2 separate regions of the Homo sapiens genome follow, and region 1 is linked to region 2. The links are chromatin loops, found by intact Hi-C in ENCODE. Cell type or tissue: B cell. All regions are shown on one strand. Each heading gives the region's core, and the rest is flanking DNA. Links, peaks and the distances in the headings are about the cores only.

The links. Peaks named below come from ENCODE experiments on the same cell type or tissue, not always from the same donor. Only the 100,000 strongest peaks of a DNase experiment are listed, where the experiment ranks them.
Region 1: it touches region 2 in a loop (3-fold over the local background); 1 of 110 quality-filtered maps calls a loop at or near these places.

What each region holds. Positions count from the first base shown.
Region 1 is chr9:99,759,879-99,765,269 of GRCh38, reverse strand. The region is part of intron 2 of LOC101928438 (a long non-coding RNA gene); the gene reads left to right. Among named protein-coding and RNA genes, the nearest start is that of NR4A3, 59 kb to the left of the region's middle. RefSeq lists an enhancer at 2,642-2,691. In B cell, for the core only: no CTCF peak of the experiment used is centred there; a DNase peak (open chromatin) is centred at 2,589; H3K4me3 peaks cover 838 bases; H3K27ac peaks cover 1,224 bases.
Region 2 is chr9:99,507,408-99,512,798 of GRCh38, reverse strand. No RefSeq gene overlaps it. Among named protein-coding and RNA genes, the nearest start is that of NAMA, 130 kb to the right of the region's middle. In B cell, for the core only: no CTCF peak of the experiment used is centred there; a DNase peak (open chromatin) is centred at 2,758; H3K4me3 peaks cover 491 bases; H3K27ac peaks cover 515 bases.

The DNA.
Region 1 (5,391 bases), core at 96-5,095, 250 kb before region 2:
AGGAGGAAAAGGACAGAAAAAGACTATGAGGAAGGAACAAGAGACAGGAGTCTGGCTCTAAAAGCTCCATTTTGTGTACTACTTGGTGAAGGAGACAAAAACAACAATTTTGGGTAGTGGAGACTCACCTGATTTATTATTTACTATACAGGTGCCCTCCACGTTGTGGGGAATAATTTGGGTCTGGGGCCACTATGAGGATTTTTTTCTGCAGGTACTAATATTCTGAGGTGTGATAGAACTTCTCTTTTCCTGGGACAGGAATAAAGTGAACTAAGAAGAAATAAACATTTATCAAGTACAAATGGCAAGATCTATGACAAAGTTTCCTGGGAATTAAGGTCTCTAAATCTTCATTTATTCCCACTATGCTAGTTTTCCTGTTATTTTTCCAATTTTTTATTTTGGTGAGGACTGCCTATAGCATGTTCTCTAGTAGGCGAAAAAATGAAAGAGTTTTTCTAAAGAAAAATTCACTACTTTCTTAAACTTTACCTTGAATAGCTGGTATGTTAACTTGCCTCTATTTTTATAAATTTTTAAGAGGAAACTTGATGGTTTTCTGCATAGGTAATTTTTAAATATTACTTAGCTGAGCCATGTGGAGAGATTATTTCTACTGTTGATAATAATTGTTTTATCTCTGGAAAGCATAAAAAATAGAGTATTTATTTGTATCTGTCACAGCACATGCTTGGTTTACAGAGGATTCTTTGTAAAAATTCACAAAATTATCAATTTAAGGTCTTTGTAGCATATATATATGTATTTATATATATTCCTCTGTAATTATGAGAATTGTGGACACTTAAACTAACTTGTATATCTGCTATATTTCACATCTGAATGGTACTGCTGGTTTTTATTTTTAATTTGATTTGTATCTTTATCAAACCAACATAAATGCATAGTTTAAAAAGTCAAAACAAATAAGACTTATGATGAATACAGCAGTGTCCTGTGGCATATTTTCCCACACCTGATTCCTGTTCACTGTTCCACTTTATTAAGTTTTTCACCTCCTTATTTCTAAACAACAGACTTATATTAACTTTAAAACTCCTTCATTTTATGCACCAATGACTTTCCACTATGGATAGTGGGGCTTTAGTTTTCTTAGACTATCTATTCCTCCTTCCTGCCCTTCTTATTCTACTGTCAGGTCACAGTTTTGGTTAAATTGACATTTAGAAGTACTTTTTAAAAATTCTTTTAAATATTTGTACTCTGAGAATTTATTTTAAGAGAATAATCAGAGGTGTGCATAAAAGATTTACATACAGGGATGGTCATTACAGTATTTCAGTAATAATGAAAAAGAAGACAAAATCTGAAGTCTAGCATTAGGAGTTTTTTGTTAAAAATCTGTCTTCACCTATTCATGTAATAAATTACGACGCAACCATTAAAAACAACGTTTTTTTAAGACTGTTAATGACATAGGCAAAGGTTCATGATACTCAGAATTAACAGTATACCTAGTTTGATGCAAATTTTATTTAAAAAAAGAAAAAGAATAAAAAATATATATAATATGAGACTATGGAATGCTGTGTACCAAAATGTTAAAAGTGATTTTCTCTAGATGATCAAATTGGAAAGGAATTTTGTTTTCCTGTTTAATTTTTTCTGTACTTTCCAAAATGAATTATGTTGGTAAATTGCTTTCTAAAAGTGTTCTACTATTTTGCAATATCATCAGCCATACTGTATTCTCAATACTACTTGATATGGTGCTATTATTTTCAAGGTTCTTGATATTAGATGTGGTCATCTTCTTTTTATTTATATTCGGACATTTTTGTGGAATTTTGACATGAGTTAAATGCATTTACCCTTAGCTATATTTTATAGGAAGAAATAAAACTCTCGTAATGTACATTAATCATTCTAAATTTATTTTTGCTAATTTAATTGGCAATATCCCACATTATTTTTAGTTTTGTTTCTTTGTGCTCAATTAATTTTTTATAGCTTTCTTTTCTTGTTGTACATTGACTGTTCTCTGAATTACTTCTATATCCACTCACATCCTTTGGCTAGTACATTTTGAGATGATAAGACAGGGTTAGAGATTATTCAAAGCAGAGAGAACAGTGTGAGCAAAGGCATGGGATAATGAATTGTGGAATGGGTTTGGGAGATAGCAATTCCACTTTGAAAGGAGTGTGGTGTGCTTGTAGGAGAATAGGTAGGCAGGAAAATGTAATGCCCTGGAGGTGTTGAACATTGCTTGCTCTTCCCCACCTCCTTCTCAAAGAATCTCTTCTGCTCAGGGCCCTGCTTCCAATGAGTCTATTCTCTAAACCTGTTATCCTGCCCATTCCCCATGTGATTGGATCACAGCTGATTGGAATAGAGCGGGCTTCTGATCCAAGTACCCATCATCCATAGGCTGTTCTGTGACATTTCTATGGTCTAGCATGAAAAGACGGGCCATTTGGAATTGGTAAATTAAGAGACTGAACCAATTAGTGGGGGCAGAAACTACAAGGAAGTGTTGAGAGTTATCAAGGTTTAAAAGGTATTGGGAGTGACCACATTGTGCTGTGTTAGCCGAAACTATCAGAGAATGGAAACTGCATAAACAGAGGAAGCAGAGTAATAGAAGGGAAACTGAAAGGAGAAGCAGCAACACGGATAGAAAGAGAGAGTGGTTGAGTTTTAGAGCTTTCTTGTTTTCTGACAGTTATCAATTGAACAATGAGTGTGCTTTAAAACATTTTCTTACCTGGGTGTGGTGGTGCATGCCTGTAGTTCCAGCTACTGGGGAGGCTGAGGCAGGAGGATCACTTGAGTACAAGAGTCCAAGACTAGCCTGGGCAACATGGCAAGACTATGTCTCTTAAAAAAGAAAATTCCAGGCATGGTGTGGTTCATGCCTGTAATCCCAGCACTTTGGGAGTCTGAGGCAGGTAGATCACCTGAGGTCAGGAGTTCAAGACCAGCCTGGCCAACATGGCGAAACCCCATCTCCACTAAAAATACAAAACTTAGCCAGGCGTGGTGGTGCGCGCCTGTAGTCCCGGCTACTCAGGAGGCTGAGGCAAGAGAATCGCTTAATCCAGGAGGCAGAGGTTGCTGTGAGCCAAAATTGTGCTGCTGTACTCTAGCCTGGGCATCAGAGCAAGACTCCATCTCAAAAAAAAAAAAATTTTTTTTTGAGGTAACTTGAGTAGATCTCTAGTCCTTCCAAGCATGTAGGCATTTTGGGGGCCATATTATGAAGAACTTTGGATGCTAAGGAAAGACATTTGTAATTGCTAGGCAAGGGATAAATATTAAGAATTTTTGAGGTGTGGAGTAATATATGAGAAGTATATTACATGAAGATTAATCTGGTAGTAGTATGTAGGAGAGACGGAGGAACTGATTCTGGAAGCTATTACAAGAAAATATGTGGGAGGTAATTAAAGCTTTGAGGATATGATAGAAGGAAGGTAAATGAGTGGATAGATGTAAAACATATAACAAAGGCAGGATCAACAACATATGATAATTTATTAGATACAAGGGACTGGGAAAAGAACAAGTCAAAGTTGAAGCTCAGATTTTAAATTCTGGGGATTAGAAGTTGGTAAGAGAAATAGGAAAGTCCTATTAAGAGAAATAGGAAAGTCAGAAGGACCAGACCGCTGTTAATTTCATGTTGGTTGAGTTTCATGTGCTGGTAGGGAAGTACTGTTTTGTTCTGCTTAAATAATGTTTATTGAGTTCCTAAACCTTGTTTTAGGCTCTGGATGGCGGAGGTGAGAGGTTGAAGTACAAAAATGAGTAAAATAAGGTTTGTGCCTTTGAGGAAACTCTAGTGTTATGGGTGAAGTTATCTTTCAGGTAGAGATGTACGCGTGGAGCTTGGGAGAGAACTTTTGGACAGGAGATTCAGGTGTCAACAGAGTCCCAAAGAAGTGGATTATGAATGGATAGACAGAGGGGATGCAGAGAGGAGGACTAAGGCTAAAACCATAGTGAAGAGCTTGTGTCACAGGGCAGGAGAGTCAAGAATAATCAGAGGAGGCATGGCCAGGACATTCACAGGAGAAGCAGGATAGTACAGGGTCAAAAGAAAAACCATAGGAATGGAGGGTTTCAGGAGGCATAAGGCCATCAATAGTTTTAAATGTCATAGGAAGCTTGAGAGAATGAAGTTGGTCTGGTGTGTAGGAGGTCATTTGTGATCCTAGAGGGAATTTGTGAGTAAGAGCAAGTGAAGAAATGTAGAAAGCAAAGGTAGACCACTCTTCTAATAGTTTGGGTTTTGAAGGGATGATAAGAGGAGGAAACTTGTGGGAGGGGGCAGAGTCCAGAGAAGGTTTGGTTTGTTTGTTTATTTTTAAAGACTTCATCTACATGAGGAGGCAGAAGAAGAGATCACTGGTCTGGAGGAATCAAAGATTCAAGAAAAAGAATGGAAGGAGCAAGGAAGTAAGGATTTGGGAGGGTTCATGATCAAGAGTAAAGGTGAAGGACATGACCTTGCCAGAAGGAGAGACATTCATTTCATCCTGGAGCCAAAGATTGAAAGGCAAAATACAATATACAGTGTGAAGGAATTCAGAGGGGAAGAGAAAGGAAGTACAAAGAAAAACACTTCAAATGGCTCCAGTTTTCTCAGAAAAGTAGCTAACTAGAAGTGGAGTCTTGTGATTGGGGATTTTAGGAACCTAGAGGAAGAGAAAGTTTTGAAAGGCCACTGAAGAGAATGGAAAAGGGAATTAATAAGGTAAATGAGAGGATTTTTGAGTGGTAATCAAGAGACAAATAGGGATGAAAAGTTGAGAGAAGAATCAAGAAAATGAAAATGATTTCAAATGCTAGCAGTACTCATAGAATTTTACAGAATTCCTCCCTCCCCCACCTACACGATTTTACAAATGAAGAATTTAATTCCAGAGTGGGTAAGCAACTTACTGTGAGTTTGTTGGAGTTCTAACTTCTGCCCTCCTTCTTTCTGAATGAAAAGAGATGTGACAATTGATTATAAAGTTAATTTAAGGAATTGATTCAAATTTGAAATCTGACTAAACCTGGAAAATATGAAATTGACCCAATCAAAAGATCAGAGCCTATATATATTAAACAAATGTGATAGTTGGTCAGTAAGTCAGAAGAAATGATTCAGGAATATTCTCTTCAGTGTGTATTCTGGGTTAGAATATTTTGTCAAATGTTTACATAATTATGATTTTGCACATAAATATTTAAATGTCTGGTTGATACAAAGTAACTGTCAATTCACTTACTGTCTAAAGAAAACTCAGTTGTCACAGTGCCATTCTATAATAAGAGTCCAGTTTCCAGGGTAAAAGTTACAGTTGTGGAAGATAATCTGGAAAATTATTACATATTCAGAAGTAATCAATCATTTCTGGTAATGGAATGAGAATATTA
Region 2 (5,391 bases), core at 250-5,249:
TAATATAATATAGTGTTATGAAAAAAAAAAGCAGCCGAGGAGATCAGAAAAGGCCTTTCTGGGGAAGTAATGTTTGAGCAGAATCATGGATTAAGTAATGAAGAAAAGCATTGAATGTCTGCGCTAAAACTGTCCTGTGCAAGTGGAATGACAAGCACCAATTTCCTGAACCAAGAGAGTGGTTGTTGGATTAGAGAACAGAAGGGGCTAAAGTGAGGTCAAACAAGGAGACAGAAGAAAGTGAGGTTGAGGGGTCAGGGTAAGCCAGATCTGCAGGGGTCTCACAGATCATGATAATGTCTTTGGAGTTTATTTTGAATGAGACAGGAAAACATGGGGGGTCTTTGTGATTGATCTGATTAATGTATTTAAATGATCACTCTGGTTGCCATAGGAAGAATAGACAATCAGCTGGTGAAGGTAGAAAAAGGAAGACTGGTGAAGACCCTTTTGCAGTGTTCCAGACAGGGGATGTTTGTGGGTTGGGGGAAGGTGGTATTGGTGGAGATAAGAACTGGCTGTGTTCAGGATATATTTTGAAAATGAAAGTGATAGTCCTTGTGGGATAGATTGGATATAGATATCGGGGGAATGGAACGTAAGAGTCAACGATGAGTGCCACTTTTTGATCTGAGAACCTTGATGAATGGAGTTGCTATTTATTGGGATGAGAAGAACTGCTGAAGGAATAGGCTGGAGGGGTTAGAAATGCTGAGTCCATCCCCAGATGGCTCTCAGTCATCTCAGTGCAGTCACTGGGGTCCTTTTGAGGGTCAGAGTGCTGGGAAGACGAATCAGAGGCCTTGATTTCCCAAAGGATGCAGCAAGAACTCCCTGTCTGTGATCACAGAACTGAAGCTTTAAAGAGCACCCACAGGAGGCGCTCCCCGGATGCTCATTCTTAGAAAAGAGGCAGGGTGACTGTGACCAAGGCTGGAGGCAGCTAAAAGTTAGACTAGTGATGGATAATGTTTGAGCATAGAGAGCTGCTCAACACTGCATTTGGACTTGAATTTTTTTGTGTAAATAGGAAAGAAAAACCTTGGTTTGTATAATGTTTTACAATTTAGTGTGTGCTTTCAAATTCATCGTCATATTTATCCTATGAGGTAGGAACTGCTGTCTTCAGTTTGGAGATGAGGAAATGGAAGTTCAGAGACATTCCATGACTTGCCTAAGATCACAGAACTAGCAGGTGAGGGAATCCTCAAATCTAGAAGTTTTGTAACCCCTAAAATATTTCCATTTTGTTGTTTTGTTTTCATCTTATCCTGATTATTATGGAATAGTCACATTGATTCTGCCAATAAAAAAATAAAATCTATAGTATCTAAGATGGCTGTAAAATATCCTCGTTGTCTCCTTTTGGCTGCACATGACCTGTGTAGCCTCCCAGGCATTCCTTTGCAATCCAAGGCTTTTCTGGCAGCTTTTTATGAGCATCACCCCAATTCCTGTCCCCCTTAACAAATTCTTTTTTTTTTATCAATGGTTTATTTGCATTGAAAGAGGTTTTCATGCCAAGCAATATTTGGGGAACATTTCACAATTCCTGTCGCTAAAGTTCTGAGAGAAGATATTCCAAAAAAGACCCTTTCCTTATTGGATTATTTCAAAACAATGGGAAGAGAATAGTTTTTCAATGAGCATTTCAGTAATTCCTGCAAAGTATCATTTAGTTTTGATTGAGACTACAGCTGTGTCTACTTGGTGCCAAACACTTGAATGAAAAATGAAAATGACAAGCAATGAGATGTTAGGACTGGATAAAAGGCCAGTTCTGATGTCCCTTAGACACTGTGAGCCATTGCCCTTGGGTCACCCAAATACCCTCAGGCTCTCCTCTCAATCATAGCAGCCTATGAAGGAATGGACAGAGCCCTGGGCCTGAAGAATGACATTGGAGTGTCACTCTTAACTCTGGTACTTCCTGGTGTGTGATCTTGTCCAGCCTCAGCTTCGTCATCTGTGAAATGAACATGAGAATGCTCACACAACTTCCTTTAAAAAGTTTATAGGAACCAATTGAGCAAATTTTGAACTAGACCGGAGTCATGTTGTACTTATCTTTGCATCTGCAGATCCAAATACAGGCATGTAATAGGGACTGAATACGATTTTGTTGAATATTTTATAAATGGGTAGTACAGGCAATGCTCTAGCACCTATTATTTATATAACTCTATTCATGTTTCCAAGTCCCTCTGGTACGTAAGCAAAGTTGCCATTTCTAGAATATGAGGACACATAATCAGAAAAATAATATTTACTAAAAGCATAAAATGTGCTATGCTAATGTAAATAATGTTTTTTCAGTTAGTCCAAGCAGTGAATAATCCCAGCTTTTGTTCTACTTGGAGCACCTGTTTGTAATCCATGTCATAAATATTTTCATGACTATTGCTTAGTAGTCAATGAGTTCCTTTGTTGGCATAGAATTTAAGATATTTCCCTAATAAGGACACCCAGTGTTAAAGCAATGAATTTCTATACCTATGCAGTTCAGAGAGTTACCTAGGAGATGAAAAGCTAATCTGTCTGGAATTTCTGCCCTTGAGACCAAAGATACTATAAATTTGCTCTGGAAGAAAATAATCATGGTAAGCATCTTAATTTCTTCCATCTCGTTTCCAAGCAGATGTCGCCGTGTTTTAGCCTGGAATTCATCATCTCTCTGATACATCAACATTGACATATTACATCTTCATCTCTTATTATAGAAAATGGAAATGAAACCAGAATGTGAGCATGTTGAATGAATTGGACTCCCCAGAGATTTGGGGGAGAAGAAAACCTCCCACTCGCCTTTGACTTTTGGATTTCTTGTTTCCTTCATGTTTAGATTGCACTTTGAGAGGTCCATCTGGAAGTTCACTTTGTATATTTTGCAAATGCAAACAGAGCTTATTATCAAAAGACAAAGCTCCAGAGGAAGCAAAACATTTGGGGAGGTGGGAGAGAATCACGTAAAAAATCTAGTGACAGTATGAAGGTTAAACTCCAGAGATTAAACTCCATTTATTTCTGGGCTTGACTTTGCCAGTCTGCTAGTTTGGGTGAATGCTTAGATATGTTTAGCCGTTTGCTTTCTATCCATTAAGCTCTCCGTTTAGAGGATGAATTTGGATAGGTGTCAATACCTGCAAATGTCATCAATCCTGTAACACCTTTTTGGCGCTGAGTTATCATAGTAGCACTGCACAGCCTGCCTGTGACTCCAGTCCTCCCACAGCGGGCATCACTACACTTCTTTCCTTTTTCTGGCCTCAGGAAAACATTCTTAGGATTTCAGGATCCTATTATATGTTGAGTGAATTGCGTTCTTCTTGAATTCCTTATGAAGTCACTCTGGTCCTTTGAGATTAGAAGTTTAAACTTGGAAGGCCATACCTCATCGAGTTCTCTTCACTGTGACTCCGCAGCCATTTCTGTCACAGCCAGACTTAATCCCCTTCAGACATATCAAGTCAACCATCAGTCAAGGTGGTCTTTATTTCCTTCCACATGCTGCAGAGATTAAGGCTGCCTGATTTTCTCATATATTCCCTGGCACGCTGACCACAGACTCTGCTGCAGTCCAAGATGGATGGAAATAATGTTTACAACTTGGCCCAAACTTGTCGGCCATTTGTGGGAAAAATCCCTTTTATCTTAGAGTCACAAGGGCTAATGCCATCTTGGCCATAATAGGCTAATTGGAATGAACATTAACACCCCAGGACCTCTTTCTTAATTTATGGACCAGGGAATAGAAAAAGCCGTTTGCTTTAGTAGTTCTGGGGAAAACTGTCAGTGTTAGGCATTGAGGGGTAGGGGGCTGGGGGCATGAGAATGGCATTGAATTTAGAGTTGGAACCCAAGTTCAAATCCTAGCTACAGTATCCTCTAGATCGCTAGATGTGTGACTTTGGACCAGTAGCTTAATCTTCCCGGGCCCGTTTTCTTACCTGGAAGATGAGAATGCTGTTATCTGTTCTACACAATCACTAGATGCTTGGGATAAGGGATAAGGGGTGTCTTGAAAACAATGAAGTGCTAATGGAGTTAAGAGCTACTGCCATTGTCACCCACATCACATTATGAGTGGTCTGCTGACCATTTATTGCAAGTTTTATGACAAATTCTATATATCAAGAAGTTTCTTATATGCCTCTCTGATCCTTGGTTCTCTTACTATAAAATGATATGAAAATGATTCTACATAGCTCACACATTCAATGAGATAATGAGGGTGAGTAGGCCTGGACTGCACAAGGTGGGTCTTATCTCTCTGTCTCTTGGCACTAGCCTGGGACCTGGTAGAGTAGATGTTCAATATGCATTTTTTTGATCTGAGTTTCCTACAAATACTTTCCTGAAAGCTTTCTGGCAATAGGGTCTTGGAATGCCACTGCTGAAGACACTGGAAAACTTGGCAAACATGGAAGCAAGGAAAACTGCTGCCTATCTCCTTGCCCCCAGGTGTGGTATTGTCCCCTTTTCTCCCAGTCCTGTCCTGGCTTGGAGATTCTGCGATTCTACTTCAAGAGGAAAGTTCAAGATAGCACAGTCTGAGAAGAGAGACCAGAGTAGGGAAGGGACTGGAAACAAAGTCAAACGAAATGAGGCATTTTCATGAGCACTGGGATACTGAATCTGGAGAACAGAACCCATGGAGTTCCACAACAGTCTTCAAAGATCTGAAGGAATTGGTGTTTTCCAAAATTTCCAATGGCAACCAAAAGTAAGAAAGATATTTTTATAACACAATCTAGCGCACATTTACATAAATAACTGAAATTATAATACGAGTTACTATTACAAGCTCTAAATGCTGATGTTTTCTACTCTGAATATTCAATTCAATTAGATTTGATTCAATTCTTTCCTCTTCTATCCTATCTTGGCCTCTTCTAATTTCATTCAATATTATGCTAGATGTAATTCCAAAATTGATTTAATGGCCCATTAATGAAAAATGTTGATGTAGAAGACATGCATAGTCCCAAAAGATGAAATTAGGACTTTGGGTTGAAAATTGGAGTAAATTTCAGCTCAAAAGAAAGAAAAAATTACTACCAATTAGACACACCATAATATAGAATGACCCTCTATGTTAGTAAGACCCTCATTCTTGGATATTTTCAAGATTAGACCTAATTTATATTTTGTATCTATGGATTAAGGGCCCACCAATTTCCAAGACTTCAAGAGTCTACAATTCATAATGAGAAAGTCTGGAATATAAAGGGAAGATTTTTGTCCAAAAAGAAAAAAAAAAACTAAAAAGAAAGAGGCAAGGATGAAAGGTGGTAAAATCCGGGAGATTGTCTCTCCCTAACTTCTGTCCAGTTAAAGATAAAACACTGCTACATTTTTATTCCCCACTGAATGATCTCTCTTTTCTACTTT